2 separate regions of the Homo sapiens genome follow, and region 2 is linked to region 1. Evidence: chromatin loops called from intact Hi-C (ENCODE). Cell type or tissue: PC-9. All regions are shown on one strand.

Evidence for each region. A loop is a pair of places that touch in the nucleus more often than their neighbours do. Peaks named below come from ENCODE experiments on the same cell type or tissue, not always from the same donor. Only the 100,000 strongest peaks of a DNase experiment are listed, where the experiment ranks them.
Region 2: it touches region 1 in a loop (16-fold over the local background); 107 of 110 quality-filtered maps call a loop at or near these places.

The regions. Positions count from the first base shown.
Region 1 is chr1:115,108,917-115,116,916 of GRCh38, forward strand. No RefSeq gene overlaps it. Among named protein-coding and RNA genes, the nearest start is that of LINC01765, 13 kb to the left of the region's middle. In PC-9, CTCF peaks have their summits at 4,057 (motif pointing left) and 4,258; DNase peaks (open chromatin) are centred at 5,325, 5,675 and 7,794; H3K27ac peaks cover 2,890 bases.
Region 2 is chr1:114,976,204-114,984,203 of GRCh38, forward strand. It overlaps SYCP1 (synaptonemal complex protein 1), which reads left to right. Exons shown (of 32, transcript NM_003176.4): 28 at 1,354-1,413; 29 at 5,133-5,309. Among named protein-coding and RNA genes, the nearest start is that of TSHB, 50 kb to the right of the region's middle. In PC-9, a CTCF peak has its summit at 3,290 (motif pointing right); a DNase peak (open chromatin) is centred at 3,288.

The DNA of each region.
Region 1 (8,000 bases):
TGTCTTCTGGCAAGAAATGAGCATGTGACCCAAGTGTGGCCCATTAGAGTCTGTCTCTGTGGAACTTGAATCTTGAGAAGAGTGACACAGGGCTTAAGAGTGCCTGGAGCACATTTGTCCTGAGGTGGTGTGTCTCAGTCCCCACCACCTGGATCTGCAGCAACTTTTTTCTTCCCATCCATCTCAAGGCCCAGTTGTTCAGCCTTTCTTTTGATGCTACAACATCTTCTTGAAGTAAATTATTTTTTTTTTTTCTAAAGTAAACCGGACTCTGTTACTGTTGCTTATAATCAAAGAAACTTGAAAAATCCATCCTCTACTCATTTTCTTCGTCCTTTTCTAGGCTTCTTCCCAACCTAAAGCTCTTTAGTGGTGTCTTAGTCATTTGGGCTGTTATAAAAAATACCATACAGTCAGTGCCTTATAAAAAACAGAAATTTATTTCTCATGGTTCTAGAGGCTGGAAAGTCCAAAATCCAGGTGCTGGCAGATTTATTGCATAGTGAGGGCCCACCTCCTGGTTCATTGATGACAGTCTTTTTGCTGTGTCCAAATGTGGAGGAAGGGGCAGAGGAGCCCTCCAGGCCTCTTTTTAAAAGGGCACTAATCCCATCACAACCCAGAACACTCATGACCTAATCAACCCCCAAAAACCTCCCTCCAAATACCATCACATTGAGATTAGGTTTCAGTATGTGAATTTTGAGGGACACAAACATTCGGATGACAGAAAGTGGCTTCACATTTCTATGAGAATAAGACCCAAGTCTCAACCACAATCTGTAAGGCCCAGCCCTATCCGGCTGTCTGGCCCATGGGGACCGCTCTGCCCACCCTCCCACCCTGACTTTTCCTTTGCTCCCTCTTCCACCCCACTCACCTTCTCTCATTTCTTTGGGTGCTCCCTGCTCTCTCATCACAGGGATTTCACAGCCGCACCCCTCTGCCTGCAGTGCTCTTGAGTCTGCCTTCCCATGCCCTCCACATGCCCTTGGCAGGGTTGATTAGGTTAGGGGCTTTCTTAATGCACCTGGTACTTCTGCATCATGGCACTCACCTCAATTTGTAATTGGATATCTACATGTTGATTATTTGATTATTGCTTATCTCCCTCAATAGACTATAAGCTTCATGAGGACATGTTTTTGTCCATGATTATATTCTGGTGATTGACCTAGATGTACATAGGAAAAGCCCAAAACATCTTTTAAATTTCTTTTTTTTTTTTCTTTTTAAGATGGAGTCTCACTCTGTCACCAGGCTGGAGTGCAGTGGCACTATCTCTGCTCACTTCAAGCTCCACCTACTGGGTTTGAGCGATTCTCCTCCCTCAGCCTCCGGAGTAGCTGGGGCTACAGGTGCATGCCACCATGCTGAGCTAAGTTTTGTATTTTTTGTAGAGACGGGGTTTCACCATGTTGGCCAGGATGGTCTCGATCTCTTGACCTCGTGATCTGCCCACCTCGGCCTCCCAAAGTGCTGGGATTACAGGTGTGAGCCACTGTGCCCAGCTTAAATTTCTTTATTATAGGTTCAGGGGTACATATGCAGGTTTGTTACATGGATATATTGTGTGATAGCGAGATTTGGGCTTCAATTGAACTTGTCACCCAAATAGTGAACATAGGACCCAATAGGTAGTTTTTAGACCCTTGCCCCCTGCCTCCCTCCTTCATTTTTAAAGTCCTCAGTGTCTGTTGTTCTCATCTTTGTGTCCATGTGTACCCAATGCCAAAAAATTTTTGTGGAATGAATACGTTTTAAAAAGTGAAGTCTGACCTTGTCAGACCACCTGAGAGATGAACCTGTGTTCCTAGCCTTCTTCTCACAATACGATTTCTGAGCTTCCTCTGCTCCCTTTAGGGCTCTGGTCTGCACTAGCATTTGATGGCTGGAATAGTTTAACAGCACACATAAGCATGGTTTTTGCTAACATGCTTTCCTACAGTTCTTCTTTCTCTGGCTTTCTATTGTACTCCTGTCTAATGTTGACCTCCTGCCACTTGATTATATTCTCCTACTGAGGCCTATTTTGTGATAGAATGGTTACATTCTTGAAAGCAGGAACTAGCGGGATAAAGGCTAACTCTTTTCCTGGTTCTGCCCCTTTGTAGCTGGGTGGACATTGGCTAATTCATTTAACTTCACTGAAACTTAATTTACTCATTTTAAAAATGGGGATGATATCTGTTCCACTAAATATAGCTGTCCCTTGATGTCCATGGTGGAGCAGCTACAGGACTGCCTGCAGATACCCCAGTCCACGGATGCTCAAGTCCCTTATGTAAAATGGTGTAGTATGTGCATATAACTTACACACATCTTCCCGTGTGCTTCAAATACTCTTTAGATTACTTAAAATACCTAATACAATGTAAATGTTATGTAAATAATTGTTATGCTGTATTGTTTAGGAAATGACAATAAGAAAAATGTTCAGTATAGACACATCCATTTTTTAAAAGAAAATATTTTAGATTCACAGTTCGTTGAACCTGTGAATGCAAAGAGATAATCAATGTCAAGGCACTTCAGAAAGTTGCTAAATTAATACATAATGTAAGAAGTATTTATTATTACTTTACACCTGAATGTTTGTGTCCCCCCCATTCATATGTTAAAATCGAAACCTCAAAGTTGATAGTATTAGGAGATGGGGCCTTTGGGAGGTTATTAGGTTATGGGGTGGGGCTCTCATGAATGGGATGAGTGCCCACATGAGAGAGGTCTGAAAGAAAACCCCTTCCCCTTCTACCATGTGAGGACACAGAAGGCACTATCCATGAACCAGAAAGCGGGCCCTCACCAGACATCGAATCTGCCAGCACCTTGATCTCGCACTTTCCAGCCTCCAGGACTTCGAGAAATAAATTTCTGTTGTTTAAAAGCTATACAGTTTACGGTATTTTGTTGTGAGCCGGAGTGTACTGAGAGGATACCTTTCTGATATTCATCATAAGATTTGGTTTCTGGTAGGCACTCTCCAAATGCTATATAGTGCTTTATTGTAGCTGCCCTTACTTCAGATAGTGAGTGAAATAAGATGTGCTACTAGTTACGCTGAGTACGTACCAAGAGCCAGGCACGGAGCTAAGGGCTTCGCATGTGATGCTTCCGTGGATCCTTGCAATATTATAAAACTGACGTTAGTTTTTCTCATTTGACTGAGGACAAAATGAGGCTAGAAGAGGTTAAGCGACTTATTCAAGGCCACATAGCTTACAAATTGGGGAGCTGGGATTCACGTACAAGCCACTGATTCCGAGGGCAGTGCTGTTCACCAGGGTCCACACGGCCGCCTTTACCCTGCACATCCTTTCCGGGGCGGGCCAAAAGTTATACTTTACTGAGGGCGTCCTATGTTCTGGGCACTAAGCAGGCTGATACACATACTTCCCCTCACTTAATGTTTACATATTATCATCATTTCACAAATGAGGAAACAGAAGCTTAGAGCGAAAAGCTGCACTGTTGCCCCCGGGTAGGATACAGAAAGCTGCAACAGGCCGCCACTGCTACTATTGCAATAATAGAGAAAAGTGGATCAATTGTGAAAATCCCATATTTAAAGACAATGGAGAGCAGTGGAAGCAACGAGCAGGACAACTGAACTAGAGAAGGAAGCATCCTTCCTAGGCCCTCATCCCACCTCACTTTCTTCCCTCTGGGCATTTGCCTATTCAGAGCTTGGGTGAGGGCTTGACCTAAGCCAGCGAGACTCTGAGGAGGGAGAGAGGAAACAGAGGTTGTAGCAGTTTCTCGGGAAAGGCATGACAGACTAGAAACCAGAGGAGCCCTAAAGGTAAGACAGGTTTTCCCCGAGGGACATTTGCTAAACTCTGGGATGCCGATAAGGAGGCTCAAACACATGGGATCTAACACTCACTAAATCTGGGGCTGAGTGCCCGCACCACAAGACAGTTTTGTTTTGAATTTCTTTCCTGGGGCCTGTCAAGCCCAAGAGATCAAATTTGCCCACCTTTTCCCTGGAACCTTTACATTCCTCAGCACCAATTGTCTGGATTTTTTGCGGCAGGTAGATTTTTCCCAGACATTGGCGCCCCCTGCTGTCAGACAGCAGCTTTGCAGGGACTTGGAGCCTGGCTCACAAACCATCGTAATGCTGATGGGGACAGAAAATAAAGGGTCGCTCGATGTCCGCAGGGTACTGCTGAGCCTGGTGGGCTGCTCAGGAAACCACAGGTCATCTGGAACGCCTCAGACTGCCCCAGCCCCACGCTGCTGCTGGCTGCTTCCCGGTGTCGGTGGCAGAGTCTGGGACCTTGGGAGCCTTTTACCGTGCTCCCAAGAATCAGGGGTTTAACCCCAATGGATGATGACTTCCAAAGTCTGAGATGGGCTAGTCTCACTGGTTTCTACCAGTGAGACTCGTCCTGAGTGTTAACTCTACCTGACTTGTCCTGAGTGTTAACTGTCCAGACTGGTAGATACCTGTGGCTTCAAGTCCCTGTCTGTAAAATGAAGTCAACGGTGCCCACTGCACAGGGCTGTTTGTGCGTTAAATGAGACAGTGTGTATGGAGGGCTTAGCATTGCCTGATATAGAGTTAGAGCTGGGTTACTAGTGAGAATAGCAGTGGAAATTCTTGTTGTTAGGGCCGCCCCCGCTCCATCTTCCTCAAGCTCCTCGAAGGGAGCTGCACTGGCCACCTCTTAGAAGTGGTGAGAGCTGGCCTGAATGCTCTGGGCCGTTCGGACATCCTCAGCCTTCCTTACAATGGGACAGCAGGAGTAGGATCCTGGTACTCAGGGCTGAGAAAGAGGAAGACCTGGGCTTGGGAGAGGAGACACCAGACAGTTCCCTGGACTTCAGCCTCCTTTCTGTGACTGGCTAGCATTAGCTGTTCTCAAACCTCAGGCCTGTGGAAGCTGAGTCGTCTTCCTAAGTAAATTGCTAAAACTGTCTCTGGAAAACTGTCTTTGTGAAGGCTGCATCTCAGTCTCACATTCAAGGATGAAACTCTGACTGCCCTAAATGGAGGAGTTGACAGAGCTAATGGAGAGCAGTGGTTAGATGACACAAGATTGTTCTTGACTTGGAGAACTGCTCTTCTGACTGCTTTGTGTGGGCGTCACATGCTGGCTGCTAGGGAATCCATGGGTGTGGGGGTGAAATGCTGTCTGGGGACTTTTTGGTGCCAGACTTCTGGGATGAGACAGCCTGGATGGGGGCCTCGGTCCTCCAGTTTCCTGGGGAGCTAAGACCTTTGGAATACGGGGCTTCAGCTCTGGATTGCACCCATTTCCTGGTTTGTAGTTTCCCTAGCTCTCAGGTCACCCAGTCACCAGCACCCTTAGCAGCAGTCTCACGGAGGTTTATTTCCTGGCAAGAAAGAAAACTTCTCATCCCTCTATTTTGAAAGCACACACCATTCCTTGGGTGCCCATCTGCACTCCCAGGTCTTGCCACCCACTCCCTCATGGGCCCTGCTGTGATCCTGTCCCACAGTGGGCCTTGCCTCACCTCTGGCTGGAGAGGTTGCAGCTGGTTGCCAAGCCCCTGGAATGCCCTCCCAGGGTCCCAGAGTCTGCTACCCACACAGAGATGGAGCCAGCAGCAGTGTGAGGCTGGGGCCGAGTCTGAGGCCTTCCAGGCGACCTGTGCTTTCCTGGGCAGCCTGCCAGGCCCCAGCAGCAGTCTGCAGACATTGAGTGAGCCTTTATTTCCTGTCCCCATCAGCACTATGACTCAGTTTGTGACTTTTTTACCTGCTCACCTATGTTACCTTAGGTTTGGGCCTTGTGACTTCGTTTTGTCCTAGGGTTGCCAGAAAAAATGCAAGATGTCCAGTTAAATTTGAATTTCAGATAGATAAGGAATCATTTTTTTTTTAAGTATGTCCCAAATATTGCATGAGTTATCCTCATCCTAAAAAGTGATTCCTTGTTTATCTGAAGTTCAAATTTAACTGACTGTCCTATATTTTTATTCACTAAATTTCTATTCACAGTTAACTGGGCATCCTATATTTTTATTCAGTAAACTTGGCAACCCTGTTCTCATCTCCCCCATCAGAGGGGGACTTCCTGAACTCAGGAACTTTCTGAACTTTCTCGGGGAGGCTTCCAGCCTGACTGCAGGGACTTAACCCCACTGTTTAGAAGAATCATAATGGATGATTTCTTCCTCAGACTGGGAGATCCTTGAAGGTAGGACTTGTGTCCCCCTCCCACTGCCACACCTTAGATGCTCGAACTAGGGCCAAGGGGCTCAGCACCTTGTGAACGAGGTAGGTCCCCTCGGGGCTAAAACCACAGGGACCTTGGTGCTGTTTGCCTGCTCAAGGGACCATATTTCCTGAAATGGCACAGGGCTGGTGAGCGGCAGGGAGCCTTGAGAGGAGATTCCCTGGGATCACATGTCCTGTGACAGCTGCTGGGCTGGGGAATGTGCTCTGAGCTAGGTGGGCTTCCTGTGGGGGCCTCATGTCATTTTACCAGATACAGAGGTGCATTTTACCCTTTCTGCCACATATGGTATGAGATAATGGGCAGGCCTGGACCCTGTTTTCTCTGCCCGATGGCCTATCAATTTCTTGCCTCATCTCAGAACAAAGGGCTAACTCCTTATATAGATGAGGGGAAATGATTTGCCCAGACACCAATCAAATTAAGGGAAGAATTGGGACCAGGATAAGTTCTTTTGGTTCTCAGTCCAGTGCTCAGCACAAGTCTGTCTTTCTGTGGGCAGCAAGGACTTGAGGCAGGACGTTTACTGGAGCCCTGAGCCCTGGCAGCAGCAACTGGTTATTGCTTCTGTTCTCAGCAGTGATGACAGAGAGTGTCAAAACCGAATATTCACTGGAGGCAGAGTCTGAACACTTCACATAAGATGTGGTGAATCATATGGTTGAAGGGAAATCCCTGCAGGTTATACACTGATAGCCTAGCTAATTTTAGGGAGATAGACAGGGAGAGCTTCTGGTGTTTATGTTTTGAAATTTCCCTTTTTTTTTTTCTCCATAAAGGAAAAATAAACTTTGTCCTTGGGTGGTGAAGCCGAGGAGGCCTCTGGAAGCTGTGCTCAGTTAGTGACAATGCCAAAGTATGAACACTCCTGTAGATTGCCCCTGGGCTCACAGGATCCTTCGCCTTCCCCTCCCGTCCTTAGCTCTCCACTCATTTCTAGAAACCCTTGCAATGTGCACGGGCCATTCCAGATGTTACTGTGTTAGAGGCATAGAGGTTACTGGGTCCTACCTGCAAGGGTGTCTCTTTATCAAAAGGGCAGACTTGGCCGGGCGCGGTGGCTCACGCTTGTAATCCCAGCACTTTGGGAGGCCGAGGCGGGCGGATCACGAGGTCAGGAGATCGAGACCATCCTGGCTAACACGGTGAAACCCCGTCTCTACTAAAAATACAAAAAAAATCAGCTGGGCGTGGTGGTGGGCGCCTGTAGTCCCAGCTACTCGGGAGGCTGAGGCAGGAGAATGGCGTGAACCCTGGAGGCGGAGCTTGCAGTGAGCCGAGATTGCGCCACTGCACTCCCGCCTGGGCCACAGAGCGAGACTCCGTCTCAAAAAAAAAAAAAAAAGGGCAGACTTTTCTGCTTTTGCCTGAGCTCTCCTTAGTATATTACCTTTCCCCCACCCACATCGTTATCACCCTTTTTGCTGCATATCAACCCCCCAAGGGGCCCCTTAGAATCCTCCGTTGGAACTTGCCCACAGTCTCTGACGGGAGAGGGGTACTTCTGCAGTTGGGATTTTTAAACTGGAGCCCTTTTCCCTTGGGCAAACTCTTCCCCCGACCTCTTGTCCACCTGGCAGCTCTTAGAAGTGATTAATGGAGTAGTCTCTCATTACATTGCTAGAGGGGAGAAGGTGAGGAGGCTGAATAAAAGAGAGAGGGCCCTGGGTTTGGGTGGATGGGCTTGTCTCTCTGGAGGGGCCCGGATGTCCTTTTAATACCTGGGATTTCATGCACAGATTCCTCTGTGGTCAATAAATTACATTTTAAAATGTTTTAACTAAAATGAAA
Region 2 (8,000 bases), 130 kb before region 1:
TACCAGGCTTCCTTTTTATTCAAAAGGCTATAGGCTGATACGTTTATTTAGATCCAAAATTTGGTTACAAGGTTGTCATTCTCTACTCTGGTGATCAAGTCAACTCTCTGTTTGCCAGGCCGTATTATAGGAATATCTTACTTATTCAGATTAAATAGGAACCTTAGTGGTCTGGCCATCTCTTTGGTTTAAGGGAACTGATGATTATTTAGCTACCACTAAAGATACGCATTCTTGTATGAGCTGTTTCATACCTTGGAAACATATATTATATTAGAAGAGACTTTACCAAGATCTCCAGACGAGGAAAAGTCAGAATTGCAGAGACAGTGCAGTTGTAGGCGATGGTTTCTCCCGTCTGTCCTCTAGAAGCCAAGATACATATTCTGAGAGTCATTACGATATTGCTGGTTTAGAAAATGTGCTTTGTCCTAAAAGACAGCATTCCAGCCCCTTAGAGTAGACTCCAATTGTCACTATAACTGAAGATCAACCATTGGTAGGTTATAGGATACATAATAAGAACAGTAAATACTATTGCATCAGTTTACAGCCAGCTTCTTTCATAGTGAAGTGAGTTCTGTGATTAGGAGCAATGCTATGGGAGAGATAACATGGTGTATGCAAGGTATTCAGTGAGGATAGATACTGGCATAGACATCATGGGCGAGTTTTACTGCCTAAAATTCTGCACACTTGGAGATTTTTACTTTCTAAGACCTCTAATACTCCCTGGAGTTGTAAAAATTTTGTGCTTCAGATGGTTGTCATATTACAGGCACCCTACATATTCATTTATGTAGGCCAGGCTTTTCTTTTATCTTACTGAATAAATTCTATCTAATGATATTAGCATATCACTCTTTCCATTCTGACCACAGCTCTCCTTTCCATTTTTATCTTGACTATACACATACCCAAAGTCTAACTGAACTGCACCTTTTCTCAACATGCATAGAAAAATCTAATTCTGCCTGTAAAGGCTCACAATATTTTAGATCTTTTTGCAACTTTTCACAGCTTAGTTACTTGTGCGTATCTCTCATTCTGTAATTTGTTCCATTAGCTTTATTTTACAAATAAGAAAGCTGAGATTCAGAGTTTTAAGAGACTTATTCAAAAGTCCACAGATATACACTAGAGACTGATTAGAATAAAGGAAGAGATAATCAAAACCAAATAATACCTCTGTAGAAAGGAACTAACTTTTCTTTTTTTTCTTTTTATTACTTTATAAGATTGAGAGGTTCGTCATCTTTCTTTGTTAATACTTACTAGGAAAGATTTTGATAATATTCATTTGTGATCATTGTGATGTTTATGTTACTTGTACTTGATATTTATTTTTAATAGGAAAAACTCAAAAGAGAGGCAAAAGAAAACACAGCTACTCTTAAAGAAAAAAAAGACAAGGTAAGAGCATATAATTCTCATAGTTTTAAAATACCAATTCATTTTCTAACTTCTACTTAGAAATGATTTTTTGTTTATAAGTAGGAAAATAACATTTTACATATATCATACAATTTCATTTTCTAAATTGTTTCTTGCTATTTATTAATTCAAAAGCATTTTAGCTAAAAATTTCAAAATTTTGTCATTTGGAGATTTGGAGAAGGTTTCAGTCTAATGCAGAAACAAAAAAGAAGAAAAAAAGAAGGTTTCAGTCTTTCTCTACAATTCTTATTATAGTTTTAATTTAATTAGGTACCTCTGTGTTTCTCTCTTAAGAATTTTTTAATGTTAGAGGCAAAATATTTTCATAAACAATTCTAAAGTTTATTTAGATTATGTCTAATTTTGGGTTTTGAGGGGGCTTAATAAATGACATCCTGTTTTCCTCACTTATATTCTGAACCAATTGAGAAAGACAAGGGAGAATAAAAATAATATTTTTATTATTGAAGACTTTATTAAAAAGTATCAATATTTTAAATACTGGAGAATGCAGTTTATATTTGAAGGCAATAGGATCTCTTAATCTTGAAATCCCAAATTAGACAAATTTATCTTCTGCCACAAGTAGAGCTTGACTAGCATAGGTCTACCCACTTGATCATCTGCTCTTGTAAAACTTAGGGTATAAAGGAGAAGAGCAGAATTTATGTGTAATTCTAATAGTTCTCAAGGGGAGTAATAAGGAAGAGGCTGAGCTGTATGTGTCCAGCTTCTCCTTTTCTTTAAATTCACCAATCACATTAAGTAATTTTTTCTCCCCTAAGGAATCAGGAAGAGGTTTGGAATGTTACCCTAGTGGTACTCCCTACATATGGAAGGAAACATCAGTCATAGAGAAGAAGAATACCCCTCAGCTTCTAACCTATTTGATAATATAGGATCATTGCAGAAGAATTTTGATTTAGCAAATTTTTGGTTAAAATGATTAAGAATTTTCTTTACATATAGTGATATAATCTCCTAAGTTCCCACAGAGGTTGCTCTGATTATAGTTAAACTGGAAGGAAATGACACTCAGAGTAGTTTGAGAACAGTTCATTATATTTTATTACACTTGAGTTAAAAGAGAATAAAGGAAAGATGCACTGAACCTGTGAGTGAATACTGAGTGCTTTGTATGTTCCAGACACTGTGCTAGACACTTGAAAACATTATATCTGAAGAAATTATAATCATAATAAAATTATGCAGAATGGTTAGATATAGACTTAAGGAAGTATCTAATGAATATAAGCAAATTGGTTAATCTCCAATATTCTTTTTTAAATTTAGAATGTCTTCATATTATGAAAGTATGTATCACATATTCTTATAGAGATATTTTGATTCATGTACAATTCTATATGTTTCCATTATCAAGTAGATTAGCAAATGCCATATATTTTATCTGAGAGTCTAGATATATATGTTGGAAAATGAACCATATATATGTTGGAAAATGAGAAAAATGATGAATGAAGAAATTTAACTAGGCTTTTTTTTTTTTTGCTGTGCTTTATTCCAACACTACTGAAACATAAGGCTTGTTAAATTTACCAAACGTTTCTGAGTTTGGACAAGTTACTTAACTTCTTCGTGTTTCAATTTTCTCATCTATAAAGGGATAATAATAATACCTATTTCCTAAAGTTGTTATGAGGATTAAATGAGATGGTATTTGTAAAACATTTAAAATAGTGCTTGGGACATAGCACATGCCTTATAAATGTTTGTTTGAAAAATACAACAGAGAAAATTGTGAATTTTCTGGAAAGGGATAGTTCAGTATTGTCACATGAGAATTTTCTTTAGGCTACCAGCGAAATGTCAAATTCCAGATATGGCCACAAGGTGGTGCAGTGACCTTAAATTGTCATTCTCCTACCTGTAGGGAGGAACAATTTGTCCATTAAAGCAGTTACATTTTGGCGGTTCCAAAGTTTACCCCTGATGAATCCAGAGAGCAGTAAAAAAATTGCTCTCATCAAAATTTTGTCATCAACTATGATGTATAAATATGTAGGGAAAAGGATACAGAAATGCAATTCTGAAAAAATTCATACTTGCTAGAAAAAGGATTATGAAATGACAGATCACTAGAATTACGCAGGAAAGATATAAGCCATCTCATTTAGCCTCTTGATTTATAGATGAATAAATTTAAGCTTGGAGATACTTGAAGATTTACTTAAATAATCCGGAAAGATAGGAAAGATCTAGGAGAAAAGACCATATGATGTACCTGGCTCCTAGTTCAATGATTTTTTTATAGTACATGTAGTTGCCTCTTTATCCTATACTCTAATTTAAACGCACTGAAAGTTCAGCCACCATGCTTTCAAATTTTGTCCTTGTATTCCCTTTTTGTGTGTGTGTGCTCTAGAGAATTCAGAGAAAGGAGAGATGTTCTCAGAAGAACATGGTCCTGTAAAGGAGGGCTCTACAATGAAAGGCAGTAGGAGAACTGAAAGAACACGATTCTAGAAAAAGGGGAATTTGAGTTTCACAGCTAACTAGCTGTGGAATTGAGTAAATTAACATGCCTCAATTTCCTTACAATTTCCTTATGAATAATTGCCACGATTGTATTCGTGGAGATGGTGGTGACCAAAGAAACTGTAAAATAGAAAGTGATGAGCATGAGTTTCATGTAGAATCCCACTAAAGCAACTATTACTAGCTTTTACTAGAAAGTTAGGTCAGGTGCTAAAAGAAGCTGTATACAAAGGTAGAGTGAAAGAGAACTGAGGAAACTGAGTTGAAAAAATGTCAAGTATTTAGAGTAAACTTGCAATTTATTTATTTAGAATTGAAGCAAATAGCCATTTTCTCAGTTTTTTTCCCTGAAAATTTTTCTCATTCTTTACTTTCATAATTATTCTCCTTGCTTTTGGAGGCAAGTTAGGCTGGTGGATAGGAAAAGGCTGATATTTTTATAGGTGAAAAAGAAGAAGTATCAATGTATGAAAGAGAACGAATGAAAGTTAGAATAGATTTCCTTCTGACTTTTAGGCTATTGTAATGAACCATAGATTAGGGCTTTTTGCCACCAGGAGTAAAGATTTTTTTTTATTTTTTAAAGAGAATCCTCAACTTTTGGTCAGAGAGTTGAGATATCTTATTTGTTTTCATTTTTAAAAATTTAACTTTTATTTTAAGTTCAGGGGTACATGTACAGATTTATTATATAGGTAAACTTCTGTCATGGGGGTTTGTTGTACAGATTATTTTGTCACCCAGGTATTAAACCTATACCCGTTAGTTATTTTTCCTGATCCTCTTCCTCCTCCCATCCTGCATGCTCCCATAGGCCCCAGTGTGTTTTGTTGTCTCCCTCTATGTGTCCATGTGTTCTCATGATTTAGCTCCCACTTATAAATGAGTCCATGTGGTATTTGGCTTTCTGTTCCTGCATTAGTTTGCTAAGAATAACGACCTCCAGGATATCTTATTTGTTTTCATAGAGGCTCTGTGAAGACAGGCAGGGGCAGATAACATTTGCATCTTAAATGGACAAGTAAAGTGACAAAGAAGATAACTGTAACTTATTCAAACTTATCTAGTCAGTGATAAATTTAGGGATAAATTTGCTTATTTTGTTGTGAATTCTACTAGTTGCTGCACTTTAATTAAAGAAATAAATAATTAATGTGACATTTAGTGATGGTTTTATTCATTCTTGTTGTTCAATGCAGAAAACACAAACATTTTTATTGGAAACACCTGAAATTTATTGGAAATTGGATTCTAAAGCAGTTCCTTCACAAACTGTATCTCGAAATTTCACATCAGTTGATCATGGCATATCCAAAGATAAAAGAGACTATCTGTGGACATCTGCCAAAAATACTTTATCTACACCATTGCCAAAGGTTTGTGTCTAAATTTTCCATGTTAGTAGTAATTTTTTAAATAAATAAATAAAGTTCTGTTATCACCATATATCTGGCATCACGCACACATATATAACTAGTTTCTTGAAAGTTTCAATTTTTTTTGTGGTATCAGCATGAAATGTAAAGACAAGGTCTTGCTGTGTTGCCTAGGATGGTCTTGAACTCCTGGCCTTAACTCATCCTCCTGTCTTGGCCTCCCAAAGTATTGGGATTATAGGTGTAAGCCACTGTGCCTGGCCTTCAACATGAAATTGTTTCATTTTTTTCGATCACTGTCCACAACTTAATGTCATCTTGGGCAGATTTCATAACTTAATAGTTATTTATCAGTGTTTAAGGCCCTGACACAGGAAATCTGATTCTGACTTGACATTTTATAGCATCACCACAGTTACTACTTCCCTTTGCTGTTTACCCCAATCATCTTGCATCTGTAGTCCTTGGCAGTCATCTTGGAGCAGATGCCTCTAGCAAAGTGGCTCAGTTCTGACTGTCTTTCATATAGCCACTTAATCCATGGGGAATTCATACAACTTTTCCATGCTAAATGGCAGTGCAGATGCTTTACTTTTGATCTCTCTTACCTCTCTCTCGTTTCCTTTTCCTCTCCTCAGCTAGATACAAAGACAAACAAATTTGCTGCCTACATTCATATCTAACTAGGGAATGAGATGCCAGTCTTTCTTTCTTGGAAGCACTCCTAATATTCTTTATAAAGATGCTCTTGGAGTTCCTGCCTCACTTGTCTTGGGAGTTGAAAAGGATCTCAATTGTCTCCATCCCACTAAGTTTAAATGTTACGCCTTTTCCTTCTCAGTTTCCCAGTTGTGTTTGATGGTGTCTGCAAGGTGTCTGCAAGTCTCTGAGACTTTGTTTTTCTTCATTTTTTTTCTATTCCATATCAGTTGAATTATATTCAGGCTCATGGATTCTTCTTCTGCTTGCCCAAATCTGCTATTGAGCCCTTCTAGTAAATTTTTCATTTCAGCTATTGTATTTTTTAATTCCAGAATTTCTATTTGGTTCTTTTGATAATTTATTTCTTTTTATTGATATTCCATTTAGTGAGATGTTGTTTTCATGCTTTTCTTCATTTCTTTGACATAATTTTCTTTAGCTCTTTGAACATATTTAAAATAGCTGACTTTAAATCTTTGTCTAGTTAAGTCCAATGTCAAGGCTTCCTCAGGGAGAGTTTCTGTTGTTTGTTCTTTTACTTTTCTATTTGGGCCATACTTTCTTCTTTCTTTGCATGTCTCATATTTTTTGTTTAAACTGGCCATTTAAAAATATAACAACTCTGGAAATCAGATTCTCTCCTATTCCCATGATTTGTTGTTGCTACTTGTTGTAGTTATTGTTTGTTTTGTGACTTTTCTAGACTAATTCTGTAAAGTTTGTATTTTTTGTTGTGAGTGCCACTAAAGGTTCTCCTTGATTAGCTTAGTTTTTAGCTAATGTTTGGACACAAATTTCTTCAAATGCCTAGAATGAATAAATTTCCCAATCTTTGTCAAAGGTCTCTATTATATGTGTATAAGGGCATGCTTTCAACACTTAGCCAGGTAGTTGACAACTCTGCCTTAGCTTTCCATTCCTGCTTGTAGAGAATCTCAAGATTAGCCAGTGGTGAAAACTTAGGGCCTTTTCAGGACCTTCCTGAGCCTATAGATAGCCCTACACATATGCGTGGCCTTCTATATTTCCAGGAATATATCAAGGCTTTTCAAAGCTTCCCCATGGATATTTCATTTCCTAGCTTTTCTTTCAAGGTTTTTGGTTAGTCTTTTGTTTGTCCCAACTATTCATCACTGCTTCACGTTGCTGCAAAGTTAAAACGTTTGTTGTTTTTGACAAATTCTGCCCCCTACTTCACACACACACCAAGGAGAAGGCATTTTTTCACTAGTGAGCCCTCAGGTTGAATGTAATCAGCTATCAGCCTTGTAAGTGGGATCTTGCAGAGACTCACCAGACAAATCAAATACTGACAATTCTTTGGGAATAAAGCTTTGAAAGAGCTTCAGTTCTGTTCTGTTCTGTTCTGTCTGGTGGTTGCCAGGCTGCCCCAGGAACGTGGGCTGTTATTCTTTAAGGATAACATAGAGCTAGAGCAGGGGATGGGACTGGGGAAGTTAAGACACCACGAAGTTTGGGTTTCCTAAAGAGGTTTAGCCATTTTATTTTATTTTTTTAAAGAATAAGCACTCTCCAGGTGGCTGCAAGCCTTTGGTTAATTTCCAGAGTTCTGAAAAAAACTGATTCCGACAAGTTTTTACCAATATTTTTATGGCTTTTATGGAGGAGTGAATTTTTAGAGCTCATTACTCTGCCATTTGTACTGATGTCTCTGACCTTAACTTTTTAAATTACATTTAATTTAATTTTTGTTTTTGCTCTGTTGCCTGGGCTGGGCTGCAGTGGCATGATCATGGCCCACTGCTACCTTGAACTCCTGGCTCAAGCAATTCTCCTGCTTCAGCCTCCTGAGTAGCTGAGGCTATAGGGATGGGCCACCATACCTGGCTATGTTTTTTTAATTAAAAAAAATTTTAGAGTTGGGGTCTTGCTATGTTGCTCAGTCTAGTTTTGAACTGGCCTCAAGCAATCCTCCTGCCTTGGTCTTCCAAAGTGCTGGGATTACAGGCATAAGCCACTGTACTTGGC